3 separate regions of the Homo sapiens genome follow, and regions 1 and 2 are each linked to region 3. A link is a loop called in an ENCODE intact Hi-C map of the cell type or tissue named here. Cell type or tissue: mammary epithelial cell. All regions are shown on one strand. Each heading gives the region's core, and the rest is flanking DNA. Links, peaks and the distances in the headings are about the cores only.

What was found. Hi-C counts contacts between places; a loop is a spot of excess contacts. Peaks named below come from ENCODE experiments on the same cell type or tissue, not always from the same donor. Only the 100,000 strongest peaks of a DNase experiment are listed, where the experiment ranks them.
Region 1: a loop joins it to region 3, with 15 times the contacts of the local background. A loop is called at or near these places in 4 of 110 quality-filtered maps.
Region 2: it touches region 3 in a loop (15-fold over the local background); 21 of 110 quality-filtered maps call a loop at or near these places.

The regions. Positions count from the first base shown.
Region 1 is chr3:37,210,680-37,214,993 of GRCh38, reverse strand. No RefSeq gene overlaps it. Among named protein-coding and RNA genes, the nearest start is that of GOLGA4, 30 kb to the left of the region's middle. In mammary epithelial cell, for the core only: a CTCF peak has its summit at 1,806 (motif pointing right); a DNase peak (open chromatin) is centred at 1,783.
Region 2 is chr3:36,866,863-36,871,176 of GRCh38, reverse strand. The region is part of intron 9 of TRANK1 (tetratricopeptide repeat and ankyrin repeat containing 1); the gene reads left to right. Among named protein-coding and RNA genes, the nearest start is that of LINC02033, 47 kb to the right of the region's middle. RefSeq lists an enhancer at 2,016-2,075. In mammary epithelial cell, for the core only: a CTCF peak has its summit at 2,144 (motif pointing right); no DNase peak of the experiment used is centred there.
Region 3 is chr3:36,956,530-36,960,843 of GRCh38, reverse strand. No RefSeq gene overlaps it. Among named protein-coding and RNA genes, the nearest start is that of TRANK1, 14 kb to the right of the region's middle. In mammary epithelial cell, for the core only: a CTCF peak has its summit at 1,954; DNase peaks (open chromatin) are centred at 1,973 and 2,783; H3K4me3 peaks cover 515 bases; H3K27ac peaks cover 1,483 bases.

The DNA.
Region 1 (4,314 bases), core at 645-3,144, 250 kb before region 3:
AAAATTTAAAGGAATACAATTTTACCTGCTTTTGCTTTTGGTATCACCATGCCATAGGCATTGATGGAAGACACTTGGCCTGGGAGCAATTTTATGTGAAAAATATCTTGGGGTTTCGATCAGACAACCCAAATGTAAGCCTGGACTGTTAATACAGGACTAAGGAGAATGGGATATAATGAATCTCTTGAACTCTTTTTTGTTTTTTTTTCCAGACAGGGTCTCACTCTGTTACCCAGGCTGGAGTGCAGTGGCCCGATCTTGGCTCACTGCAGCCTTGACTTCCCAGGCTCAAGGGATCTGCCTGCCTCGGCCTCCCAAAGTGCTGGGATTATAAGCATGAGCCACTGTGCTCGGCCTGGATTCCTTGAATACTACACTTCAGACTACACCTGGGATATTTGGGTCCTGGTCTGACTATAATGACTGAGATGAGATATGAGCAGAAGGTATACAGATCCTCTTTCCTGGTCACCCATTTCCCACATGCTGTTGAGCGTCAGCTGCTAACCCTCCTGAGAACTGCCCTTGCCCAAATGGGAACCACTTCACTCAGGAAGGTTTCCTCGAACACCCCTCACCCCCAGAGCCAATGACTGAGTGTCACAGTATACAAGACTGAACCCCTTGCCTCAAGGTGAGACTCACTCTGTAGCACCACTCAGGATCCAGAGCTCCCCGTGGCATCAGGCTGGGCTGGTCTCTGGCTAAACTGCATCCTTGCTTAGCTCCGCCCTCTTGCCCATCCTGTTTCCCTGGCTTCCCTACAGGTTTCCCCTGTGGCCACTCCCCAGTAAATCACTTGCACCAGCATCCCTGTCTCAGATCCTGGATGATGAATGAAGGCTCTGGGAATCATTCAGGGAGAGATAAAGAAGCTAAAATATTTAGGAAAAAAGATTTAGGGAAATATGATAAGCAGCTGCCTTCAATTTTTTTTTTTTTTTTAGAATTAGAGGGCTGGGTGCAGTGGCTCACACCAGTAATCCCAACACTTTGGGAGACCAAGGCAGGAGGATTGCTTGAGCCCAGGAGTTTAAGACCAGTTTGGGCAACATAGCTAGACCCTCTCTCTACAAAAAATAATTTTAAAAATCAGCCAGGCAGGACAGGTATGGTGGCTTACATCTGCAATCCCAGCACTTTGGAAGACTGAGGCAGATGGATTACTTAAGGTCAGGAGTTCAAGAATAGCCTGGGCAACATGGCGAAACCTCATCTCTACTAAAAATACGAAAATTAGCCAGCGTGTTGGTGCACGCTTGTAATCGCAGCTGCTTGGGAAGCTGAGACAGGAGAATCACTTGAACCTGGGAGCTGGAGGTTGCAGTGAGCCAATATTGTGCCACTGTACTCTAGCCTGGGTGACAGAGTGAGACTCTGTCTCAAAAATAATAATAATAATAATAAATTAGCCAGGCGTGGTGGCACACACCCATGGTCCTAACTACTTGAGAGGCTAGCTAGGAGCTAGCCCAGGAGTTTGAAGCTGCAGTGAACTATGATCACGCCATTGCACTCCAGCCTAGGCAACAGACCAAGATCCTGTCCCCACCCCCCCCCAAAAAAAATTAGAAAGTAGAAAAAGAATTGTATAGAAATGGAATAAAAGCAGAATTTGACTCAGTTTCAGAAAGAACTTTCTAATAAGCAAAGCTTTACACCATAGGTATAGCCTGTCTTGTAGAATAATTGGAAACCTGTCATCGGAAATATTTACACAGAATCCAGAGGACCTTCCTACATCATCTGGTGAGTCACTGGACTGACCAAAGGCACACTGTGAATGTTATTACTCCAAGTGGCCACAAGATGGCAGCAGCAGAGAACGTCCCACAGGTGATTAAGTAGAAAATTCTAGTTTCCAGAATTTTTTTTTTTTTTTTTTTTTTGAGACAGAGTCTCACTCTGTTGCCCAGGCTGGAGTGCAGTGGCACAGCCTCGGCTCACTGCAACCTCCACCTCCTGGGTTCAAGCGATTCTCCTGCCTCAGCCTCCCGAGTGGCTGGGATTACAGGCGCCCACGACCATGCCCCGCTAATTTTTGTATTTTTAGTAGAGATGGGGTTTCACTATGTTGGCCAGGCTGGCCTCGAACTCCTGGCCTCAGGTGATCCACCCGCCTCAGCTTCCCAAAGTGCTGGGATTACAGGCATGAGCCACTACGCCCAGCCGTTTCCACAAATTTGATTCCAAACTCTAACCATGATGATAGGTGTTATGTCCATTATTATAAGCCCTTATAGATTTATGATACACAAAACTGAGAAAGTAAAAACATTTCCCCCAAATTTGTATCTTACTATTAGAAAAAAAGGAAACTGAAGGCCGGGTGAGGTGGATCATGCCTGTAATCCCATCACTTTGGGAGGCTGAGGCAGGTGGATCACCTGAGGTCAGGAGTTCCAGACCAGCCTGGGCAACATGGCAAAACCGTCTCTCTACTAAAAATACAAAAATTAGCCAGGCATGGTGGTGCACACCTGTAATCCCAGCTACTCAGGGGGCTGAGGCAGGAAAATCGCTTGAACCCAGGAGGCGGAGGTTGCAGTGAGCCAATATTATACCACTGCACTTGGGCAACAGAGCAAGACTCTGTCTCAAAAAAAAAAAAAAAAAAAAAAAGAATCTCAGAGGTAGAAAGAGGTAAGCCCTGATCAGTGAGGTTTATCCTGATTCAGAGAAAATGTGCTTCTTACATTCTGATCATGATGCTACTTCCATCTGACTGCACAATTTCCAGGCCCAATCATTGTGTACCTTCCAAGAGAGGGAGTCTGTATTTGAAATAGCCTCAATAATGAGGCCACACATTAGGCTCAGCCTATGTTGGCTTATGGTTCTCACAGAAAAAATTATCCACACTGCTAGTCTTCTTCCTGCACCAACCTCAAAGTCTACAGAAAGATGTCCCAGCACTGGGAGCTTGAATAACACCTCTACTGGGGAACCGAAATATACCAGTGATTCAATGAAGCAGATTAATATCAGAGTTCTGTTTGCAACCCTGAGGCCAGTCAATCCTACCAGCCCTTGCCTCCATCTGTGGTAGCCAGCCTCCAAGATGGCCCCCTATGATCTTTTCCTCCTGATATCTATGCCCTTGTATCATCCCCATCACACTGAATCATGGCTAGTCTGTGTGAATGACAAGATATGTAGAAGTAATGGTGCATTTCTTCTAAGACTAGGCCATTAAAGACACTTGCAGCTTCTTCTGCCATTCTCTCTTGGATCATTCACTGTGGAGGAAACCAGCTGCCATATTGTGAGGACACTCAAGCAGCCCTATGGAGAGGTCCTCATGGGGAAGAACTGAGGCTTCCTGCCAATGGCCAGCAGTTTGCCAACCACATGAGGTCCTCTAGCCCCATTCAAGCCTTCAGATGGCCACAGCCCCAAGTAACATCATAAGAGACCCCAGGTCTAAACTGCCCAGATCTGCTTCTCCTGAATTCCTGACGCACTGAATCTGAGTTAATGTTTATTTTTGTTTTAAGCTACTATGTTGTTTTGTTTTGTTTGTTTTTGAGACAGGGTCTTGCTCCAGGCTAGAGTGCAGTGGCACAGTCTCGGCTCACTGCAACCTCCACCTCCTGGGTTCAAGTGATTCTCATGCCTCAGCCTCCCAGTGAGCTGGGATTACAGGCACTTGTCACCACACACAGCTAAATTTTTTGTATTTTTAATAGAGATGTGGTTTTGCTATGTTGGCCAGGCTGGTCTTGAACTCCTGCCCTCAAGTCATCTATCTGCCTCGGCCTCCCAAAGTACTGGGATTTACAGGTGTGAGCCACTGGGCCCGGCTTAAGCTACTAAGTTTTAAAGTAATTTGATATGCAGCAATAGGTAACTAATACAACACCCAAAATGCCACCATCCCTGACCATATACACTCTCTTCTCACTTTCCTCTCTATACTCTGGCCACTCTCCTTACTATTCTGGTTAAGTAATAATAACCTGCTAACTTTGAAACTTAATAGATATTTTCCAGACCTTGCATTACTGCATCTCTCTGCATAATTTTTACGATGGGAAGAATCTTCTTGAAAATTCCTATTCTCTGACTTCCTTGACACTGTTCTGACCTGGCTCTCCTGATTTTCTCATTCAGGTCTTCCTGTCTGAATGAGAAAATCATTCAGGTTTTCTCCTGAATTGTTCTCCTGAATGATTTTTTCATTCACGTCTTTCTCCTTCAAAGATGCTCCTCTTCCACATGCTACCTAAAATGTTGGCCTTGCATCAAATTCGATTCCTGTTCTCTCCTTTTGACCCTGAACCAACTCCTTGGGTTATCTTGCTGTTCCCC
Region 2 (4,314 bases), core at 645-3,144, 89 kb after region 3:
ACCTCAGGTGATCGCCCACCTTCGCCTCCCAAAGTGCTGGGATTACAGATGTGAGCCACTGCACTCAGCCTGCAAATTTTATATTTTATTAATTTTAATCTCAGTTCTTAGAATACTGTGCATGTTCTATTTAGTGTTAAAGTCTTTGGCCTAAGTCATTCATGTTGGTTTAGTTTTTAAGGTTTTAGGTTTTTTTTTTTTTTTTTTTTTTTTTAGTTTCCTTGTATAATACAATCCTTGAATATCTGTTAATCCTAAAAATGCCTTGTCTTCTGAGGCAAGGTTCTTGCTCTCGCTTCTCTTCTCTTTCCTTCACCAGTTAAATGTGACCTGGGTTTGGAACCAAGAGAAGAGACTCAGTAGAATCTCAGTGTGTCCCCTTTTCACTCATTAGAATTCACCTGTACTTGCTTGGCAGAAAAGCATGCATGAGAGGACTGTGCATCGTTCCAAGCTTGCCATTTGGCTTACCAGGTAGCCTGTGATGGTAGTGGATGCAGTCAAGCCTAAAGCCTTCCGTACTCAATGGTAAACTTGTTGGACGTTTGATTTCTGTAAAGTTTTCCAGGCCACTGGTCACAAAGATTTTCTTGCCATGCTAGAGGAATATTGAAAGACTATAGAGAAACATGAGTGAAAGGAACTAGTAAAAAAAAATCTGTAAAGAGGAGAAGTTAATCAGGAAGGGCTGGCAAGGTGGAGTTGTATATTTCCCAAAGTATTCTAGGCAGTGGAACTCTCTCTCTCTCTCTCTCTTTTTTTTTTTTTTGAAACAGAGTTTTGCCCTTGTTGCCGAGGCTGGAGTGCAATGGCAGAATCTCTGCTCACTGCAACCTCCATCTCCCGGGTCCAAGCGATTCTCCTGCCTCAGCCTCCCACGTAGCTGGGATTACAGGCATGCATCACCATGCCCGGCTAATTTTGTATTTTTTGTAGAGATGGGGTTTCACTCTGTTGGTCAGACTGGTCTTCAAATCCTGACCTCAGGTGATCCACTCCCTTCAGCCTCCTAAAGTGCTGTGATTATAGGCGTGAGCCACCACTCCTGGCGCAGCAGTAGAACTTGTGGAAAAGCCTAAATAAAGCCTATGTGAACTCTATAGGTGATGATCTTTGAATGAAATTATATATTGAATATCACTGTTCCTTTATACATCCAGAGAGTTGTATAGAGTTACATGCATACATTTTGTTTCTAAGATTTTACTGATGGCACAAAGTTTAAAACCTAAGGTGGGGCTGGGGGATCTTTCTAGACTAGGTCCATGAAGTATAATTTTCCTAGATGATGGAAATGTCCTACACCTATTCTGTCTGATATGATAGCCACTCGTCACATGTGACTGTTGAGCAGTTGAAATGTGTGTGGCTCATGCATCTGAAGAACCAGAAATTTCATTTTATTTAATTAACTGTAATTTTATGTAAGTTAGTGGCCATGTATGGGATAATGTAGCTTTAGACTTTAGCTCCCAGAAGGTGTTTCTATCCAGAAAGTAGTTGAAGAGACTGGGAGAATCAAAGGAGGAGGCCCAGGGCCATGGGAATGAAGGAGGATCTACTTTGTTTTTATGGACCTTAATCCTTCCCCATCCTAATCCATTAAAGGGACAGATGGAAGCATTGTCTTTAGGAAGAGCTGCCGCTAGGGAGCTGTATCTGTGCCTAACATTTGTTTTTTGCATCTATGGTCCTGAGCACAATAACATTAGGATTTGAGTTGTTTTACATCCAGATGAATGAACATTCCAATTTACAGACCATGATGAAAGATACTTTCTCCCTTGACTCTTCCTCAAGTTTGCTGTACCCCATTTTGCTGATAACAGTGGTCCTTATCTCTTAGGATGGGGCTGCTTTTGGCATCTAGGTGAGAAATAAAGGGTCTTGCTAAAGATTTCTGCTGTTCTCTAAACCAGTGTTTCTCCATCTTAACATGTACATGAATTATTTGGGAGCCTGCTAAAATGCATGTTTTGATTCAGCAGGTTCAGGGCAGGACCTGAGATTCTGTATTTCTCACTAGCTGCCAGGGCAAGCCAGGGACCACTTTGAGGAGCAAGGCTTTAGTCCTAAATAGTCAAGATTACAGAATGGTCTTTATCCAGTTTTCATAGCCACCACCAGATGGCAGCATGTCCACTTTCTCTACCTGATGTTGCTGCTCAGCTCTTTCCTTGGGACCAAGAAGCGCAAGATTGGAGCCTTTGTTTTTCTCACAGTTGTTTGTGATCTTCTCTCTGATTTACTAGTTCTTGGCCTTTTCGAGTCAGCTTACATCAGGCCTCTGAATCCTTATCTTTCTGGTCCTCCAGTGGGGAGCCAGCTGCTTTCTGCTGTGCTCAGCACCAGGACAGTGCCTGTTTTCAGTATATGCAGGCATAGGGTATTGACTTAAAGGATGTCTGTCATACTTCTTCCTTTTTATAAAACCAATCTTTTTATATACTTAGAAAATTTATGAAATGTAGAAAAGAAACTATTAATTATCTGTAATTGTACCTGCCAGAAAAAAATTAATGTGTTTGTGATTTGGTCATTTAGTCTTATTCCATGCATTTTTAGTTATATATTTATATTTTCTTTTATAAAATGTGATGAGAATGTAAATTTAAATTGATAAAAATGTATGTAATAAAACCTAACACTTTTGCTTTTTAAACCTTATAAAAAGATTTTGGACAAAAATGAAATCTCCTTTTGAAATAATTTATTTCTATTTTCTATTACTTCTGACTATGGTTGCAACTTCAGAAGAGCTTTTTAATTTTTAATTTCAAATCTGTGTATATACACAGTAAGTCATCACTTAACATTATTAACAGGTTCTTGGAAACTGACTTTAAGCAAAATGATGTATAACAAAACCAGTTTTACGGTAGGTTAATTGATAACAAACAAGAGTTAAGTTCCTAAGGCATAGTTTTGGTCACAAAAACATCACCAGACTTCTAAATAAAGATCTAATATTAAACATGGAAATAAATGTGAGCTATATATACATTTAAGAAAGGTTAATAAAAACAAGTAAGATAATTATTTACCGAGTTATTCCAGTTCAGTGTTGAAGGTGGCCAGTTTATTCCGGCAGCTTAGGGAGCCAAGTGGGAGCCAGCCCTCCACAGGATTCCATTCAATTGCAGGGCTCACTCACACACATCCGCACTCACTCAGACTGGGACAACTGAGACATGTGAGTTCACCTATCGTACACATCTTTGGGGTGTGGGAGGAAACCTGAGTACTTAGAGAAAATCCATGCAAAGATGGGAAGAACGTGCAAACTCCACACAGTGTCCCCGGTGGGGACCAAATTTGTTTTCTCATCGATGTTATAATGAAATTCTGTTGAAAGGAATGTTATTTGAGGACCTGCTATATTTGCTAAATGTGATCATTGTTGAAAATTTGTAAAAGTATAGTTTTATATAAAAGCAAATTTATTGTAATTGCATGTTAGCACATTTTTATTCAGTCTTTTGTTGTTCAGTACTTACGTAGTCATCTTTTAAAAAACTCTTGATTATAATGCATAAGCAACTTTGTTTCCTGATGTTTCTTTTGACTCTTTAAGCTTATAGGAAATTTAGAAACAAAATCAGAAAAGATCAGTGAAGTAAACAAGTCACCCACAGCCCTCCTGCCAAGGGATACCATTTGTCAGTATTTAGCAACTTTCCATCTGTATCATTCTCTGATTTCTTTCCTGATGTTTGAATCTTTCGCTCATCTATAACTGCCTTCTTAACAAGTCTGAACCATGTAATCATGTATTTATTATGCAGCTGCATCTAATTGTGTCTTTTGTTGAGCTTAGTATGTTTCTGTTCATTTTCATGTGAGTTTTTTACTAAACTTACTTTCCTGGGGGAAGAATGATGTTTTTGCAAAGATTCTATCAGGCAGACAAGCAGCAAGTTTCCATCAGCTTGATAGTGAAGGAAGTTTCTCTTTTACCAAAGGTCCTATTTTTTTTTTTGTACTGTGAGTTTTCATCCTTTTTTGTTTGTCTTCATAGGTATTTTAGGATGAAGATGGGAGGGGAAAGTCCAGGGATGCTAGCCAGATATTGCTTTACTACACATAATTTCAGTCTCAGTGAGCTTCCAGCCAGGGTGATGTGGGTCTTTCTTTGCCAAATGATTATCATTTTCTGTTCTCTGGAGGATGATGCTATAGTGGATCTTCCTTCTGCCTGGCACCTGAACGTCTCTTGATTAGAGTGGGCAATGAGTGTTTGCCCCGGAAGTGGATGTGTGTATGTTTCTGGTGTTCTGGCTTGATTTATTGAAGTGTGATTTAGATGTGTGTCAG
Region 3 (4,314 bases), core at 896-3,395:
TCAAACCATATCAAATGAATATCCAAGTACCTTATTTTCCTTGGAGTGGTTGTAAATGGTACTGCATTTTGTTGTTGTTGTTTTTGTTTGTTCGTTTTTGTTTTGAGACAGGGTCTTGCTCTGTTGCCCAGGCTGGAGTGCAGTGGCACAATCTTAGCCCACTGCAGCCTCGACTTCCTGGGCTCAAGCTCTCCTCTCACCTCAGGCTTCTGAGTAGCTGGAACTACAGGCACACGCCACCATGCCAGTGAATTTTTGTATTTTTTGTAGAGACAGGGTTTCGTCATGTTGCCCAGGCTAGTGTTGAACTCCTGACCTCAAGTGTTTCACCTGCTTAGGCCTCCCAAAGTGCTTGGATTATAGATGTAAGCCACCGTGACCAGTGGTTCTGTGGACCAGTGGTTCTGTGTTTGAAAGTATGGGTTTTTTTTTTCTTTTTTTTTTTTTTTTTGAGACGGAGTTTCACTCTTTCGCCCAGGCTGGAGTGCAGTGGCATGAGCTCGACTAGTGCAACCTCCTCCTTCCGGTTTCAAGCGATTCTCCTGCCTCAGCCTCCAGAGTAGCTGGGATTGCAGGTGCCCGCCACCAAGCCTGGCTAATTTTTGTAATTTTTTTCTGTTTCCAAGACCATCTCTATTACTTCTGGGGACATATTTTTTATGTTTATTTATCTTTGTCTTTCATGAATAGTTTTTCCTCAAATATGTGGAGTCCCTTGGTTGACTAATCATATCTAACAATGAAGAGACAGGGAGGCTGAATGAGCTGGCTCTGCACACATTAAGCTAGTTGAATGGGTTTAATTGGCAAGGAGATGGGGAGGGAGCCAAATGCCATAAAGAGAAGGGCTTTACTCGGCACATACCTCTTTTCTAGCTGGCATATTGCCACCATGAAGGCCGAATCTTCCTGAGTGAAGCTCTGGAAACACTGTGTCTGAATCCCACACTTTTCATTACATGAGCCAGTACATCTCCATTTAAGCTAATTTGAGTCAAGTTCTCTTTTACTTAAAACCAAAAGCATTTTAACCTGCTTTAAATTTCCTTCACTTAACCTGAAATACATCTCTTTCCATATCAGATAGTGTCCAACAATTCCTTATGGCTAATGGTCCATGGAGAGTAAAAACAAAGCCAGATCTTTTGTTTTGTTTTTTCAAAAAAAAAAAACAAAAAAACAAAAAAACAGAGTTTTGCTCTGTCGCCCAGGCTGGAGTGCAGTAGTGCAATCTTGGCTCACTGCAACCTCCGCTGCCTGGGTTCAAGTGATTCTTCTGCCTTCTGAGTAGCTGGGATTATAGGCATGCACCACCACTGCTGGCTATTTTTATATTTTTAGTAGAGACGAGGTTTGGCCATGTTGGCCAGGCTGGTCTCGAACTCCTGACCTCAAGTGATCCGCCCGCCTTGGTCTCCCAAAGTGTTGGGATTACAGGCGTGAGCCATCGCACCTGGCCAGGATAGTTATTTTGAATTGTTTGCTAATCATTAATAGTCACTGTTTTAGGGCGGTGGAATTATGGGTGAAAAATTTCTACTCTCACTTTTCTGAAAAAGTGATAAAATGTTTTTGGAACTTTAAAAAACAAACGTGCTATATCATCTTTATATAAGTCCACTAAGCAGAGATTTTTTTAAAGCACCTGCAGTATGTAAGGCCCTATGGAGGAAGCAAAGTTGAATAAACCTCTGTTCCTAAAGAGGAGGAAAACACAGAAGGAATACACATGAAGGAGGGAGGGCCTGGTTGATTGTGAACTGAGTTGCGTATGGTCTTCTTTGCTTGACCCCAGCTAATGTAAAGATAAATCTCTGTATGATATTTAGATGTCATTAAAGTTGGATCTGTAAACGTGCTGAGCTTGAGAACAATTTCCATCCACTTATGTTAAGGTAAAATGTGAGCCTGCCAGTAAGTCATGTAGCTGCACACTCCCACCGCACGGTGGCGGCATACCTAAATGGAAGGAGCAGCTCCTAGTGTAAAGTCTCTGCAGGACTGAAGCTAGGGAAAAGAAGCAACAGTGATATCACCATAGGAAACAAACACCTTTACAAGTGTGGCAGTGGTTCAAGATGGCTGTCAGCAGAGTCCTCGAAGCACTTTCTTATTCTTATCCCACCACCTCAGTTGTCCCTACACAACTGTCTCCTCACAGTTCCCCTTTAAGAATACTTTATTATAATTATTTTATTTCATTTGTTGTCTTACTTGCCACCCCTACCGTTCTCGCTGTCAGAGACCACCGCAGGCTTTCTGACCTTTGGGACTTTAGTTTCATTTCCAGACTGTTCTTCCTTTTTCCTCCCCTTACCTATGAGAATTAGTTTCCCAGTTCAAATGCAAATTCCTTAGCCATCCTGCTGAAAATTGTTTTCCTCCACTCCTAAGCTCTTATGATGATAAACTTATTGTCATGAATACTAATTTGTAATTATATCTAGTAGCTTCCTGACATTGGTTTAATTACTGATCTGTGCTGTTTATTCATTCATTCCACAAGCATTGTGTCAGTAAAGTGCCAGGGAGCTGGGAACACAGAATGAACAAGATAAAATCCTAGACTTTGAGGTGCTCACCCTCTAGTGACAGATGACAGACAGTTATAAAATGATGTGATAAGGGCTGTAATAGAGGCATGAATAAGGAGTATTGAGCAGGGAGTGGTGAAAATGGGGAGGCTGGGCTGTCTATCTGGGAAAGTCCAGGTTTACACATGGGAGGTGATGATAAAGATGAGTCATGAAGGTCTCATCACAAGTTTTGGAGTTTGCCAGATAGAAGGAGGTGGGAATGTCATATCAGGCCACAAAAATAACAATTCATGAAAATACCACTAGTTCTTCAAACTGGAGTTCAGTAAGTTCAGGGCAAACCAGGTGTAGGATAGCTTCAGGCTTCCTCAGCTTGCCAACTAGATCTGATAGAGGTAGTTGGTTTTATTTGTGGTAATAAACTTGCCAAACTCTCTGGCTTGTCTGTGGCTGAGTTTTATTTGGTAGACACTGTGTCGAAATTTTGAATTAGTTGAACAGGAACTTTCACATAATTAAATCAAGTTTTCCAGTTTCTATCAGAAAATCAAAAGTTTTTTGACATCAAGCCCACCATCTCCATGGCAACAATTAGCTGGAGCCACTTTAGAAGGAGTCTGGCTGTCCCAGTTTGCTGTAGACCTTACCTCTCCCGGGCACTTATACCTACCTGGCCAGACACATTTAGTTGTGATATTTGCCTGACCTCTGTAGACAGCTGAATGTGACCTCTGTTTTGAGACATCTGGGGGCCCCAGTTACAGGAGTAAGCCAGGATTCTTTTTTTTTTCTTATTATACTTTAAGTTGTAGGGTGCATGTGCACAATGTGCAGGTTTGTTACATATGTATACAAGTGCCATGTTGGTGTGCTGCACCCATTAACTTGTCATTTACATTAAGTATATCTCCTAATGCTTTCCCTCCTCCCTCCCCCCATAAGTCAGGATTCTTAAGAAATCTGGTGCAGATCCCCTTTGTGGAGGTGATAATGAAGGGGAAGAAGGAAGGGGGAGCAGGAGTTGACCCAGCTGCTGAGGTTGGTTGTGTAGAGCGCCACCCAGAGGGGGATGGGTCAGAGCACAAAAAGAGAAACAGGCAGTAGTCCCTGTGGCTGGGGCCTACAGGAGGAACAGAGTGATGCATGAAGATGCCCAGGACCTATTCCTTGGACATTAATCCTGACCTGTGGGGGTAAGAGTGATAGGTCCACCCCTGACTGTCCTGGGAGCTGGGGCAAGAGTTCAAATGGAGATCCAGAGCCCATAGCCTGCTCCCTTTCTCTTCATATCCTCACCTCTGTCCCATAGAATAAAGTACACATGTGTGTGGACACCCGAGGCCATAAATCCAAGTTCTGTCCACAGCTTCCCTAGTTGCTGGCAAATAGCTGGCCCTTGGTCAATCGTTGAACCTGGGGGTATGTGCACTGCTACGTGGCCCACTCTCAGAAAGATAGACACAAGAACCAGGCCTGACCAGACTCTTAAACAAGTCTCAGAGCTGTTTTGGCAGGAAATTTTGGGGTCTAGGTACCCCAAATGTGTTCTAGAAGCTAGGTGTGGACTCTAGATGGGCACATCCCCTTGGGCTGGTAGACTCCTCATCCCCTATGGAGGGGCATAGTCAGAAGAGAGCCAGAGTCCTAGAGCCTTATAAATTCGAGGGCAAGGGCTGAAATATTGTCAGGAACAGGGATGCACTTGGGTTACTATGGGTAATGGGGTCTGCATTAGTGTGCTAGGCCTACTGTAACAGAGTACCACAAATGGGTGGCT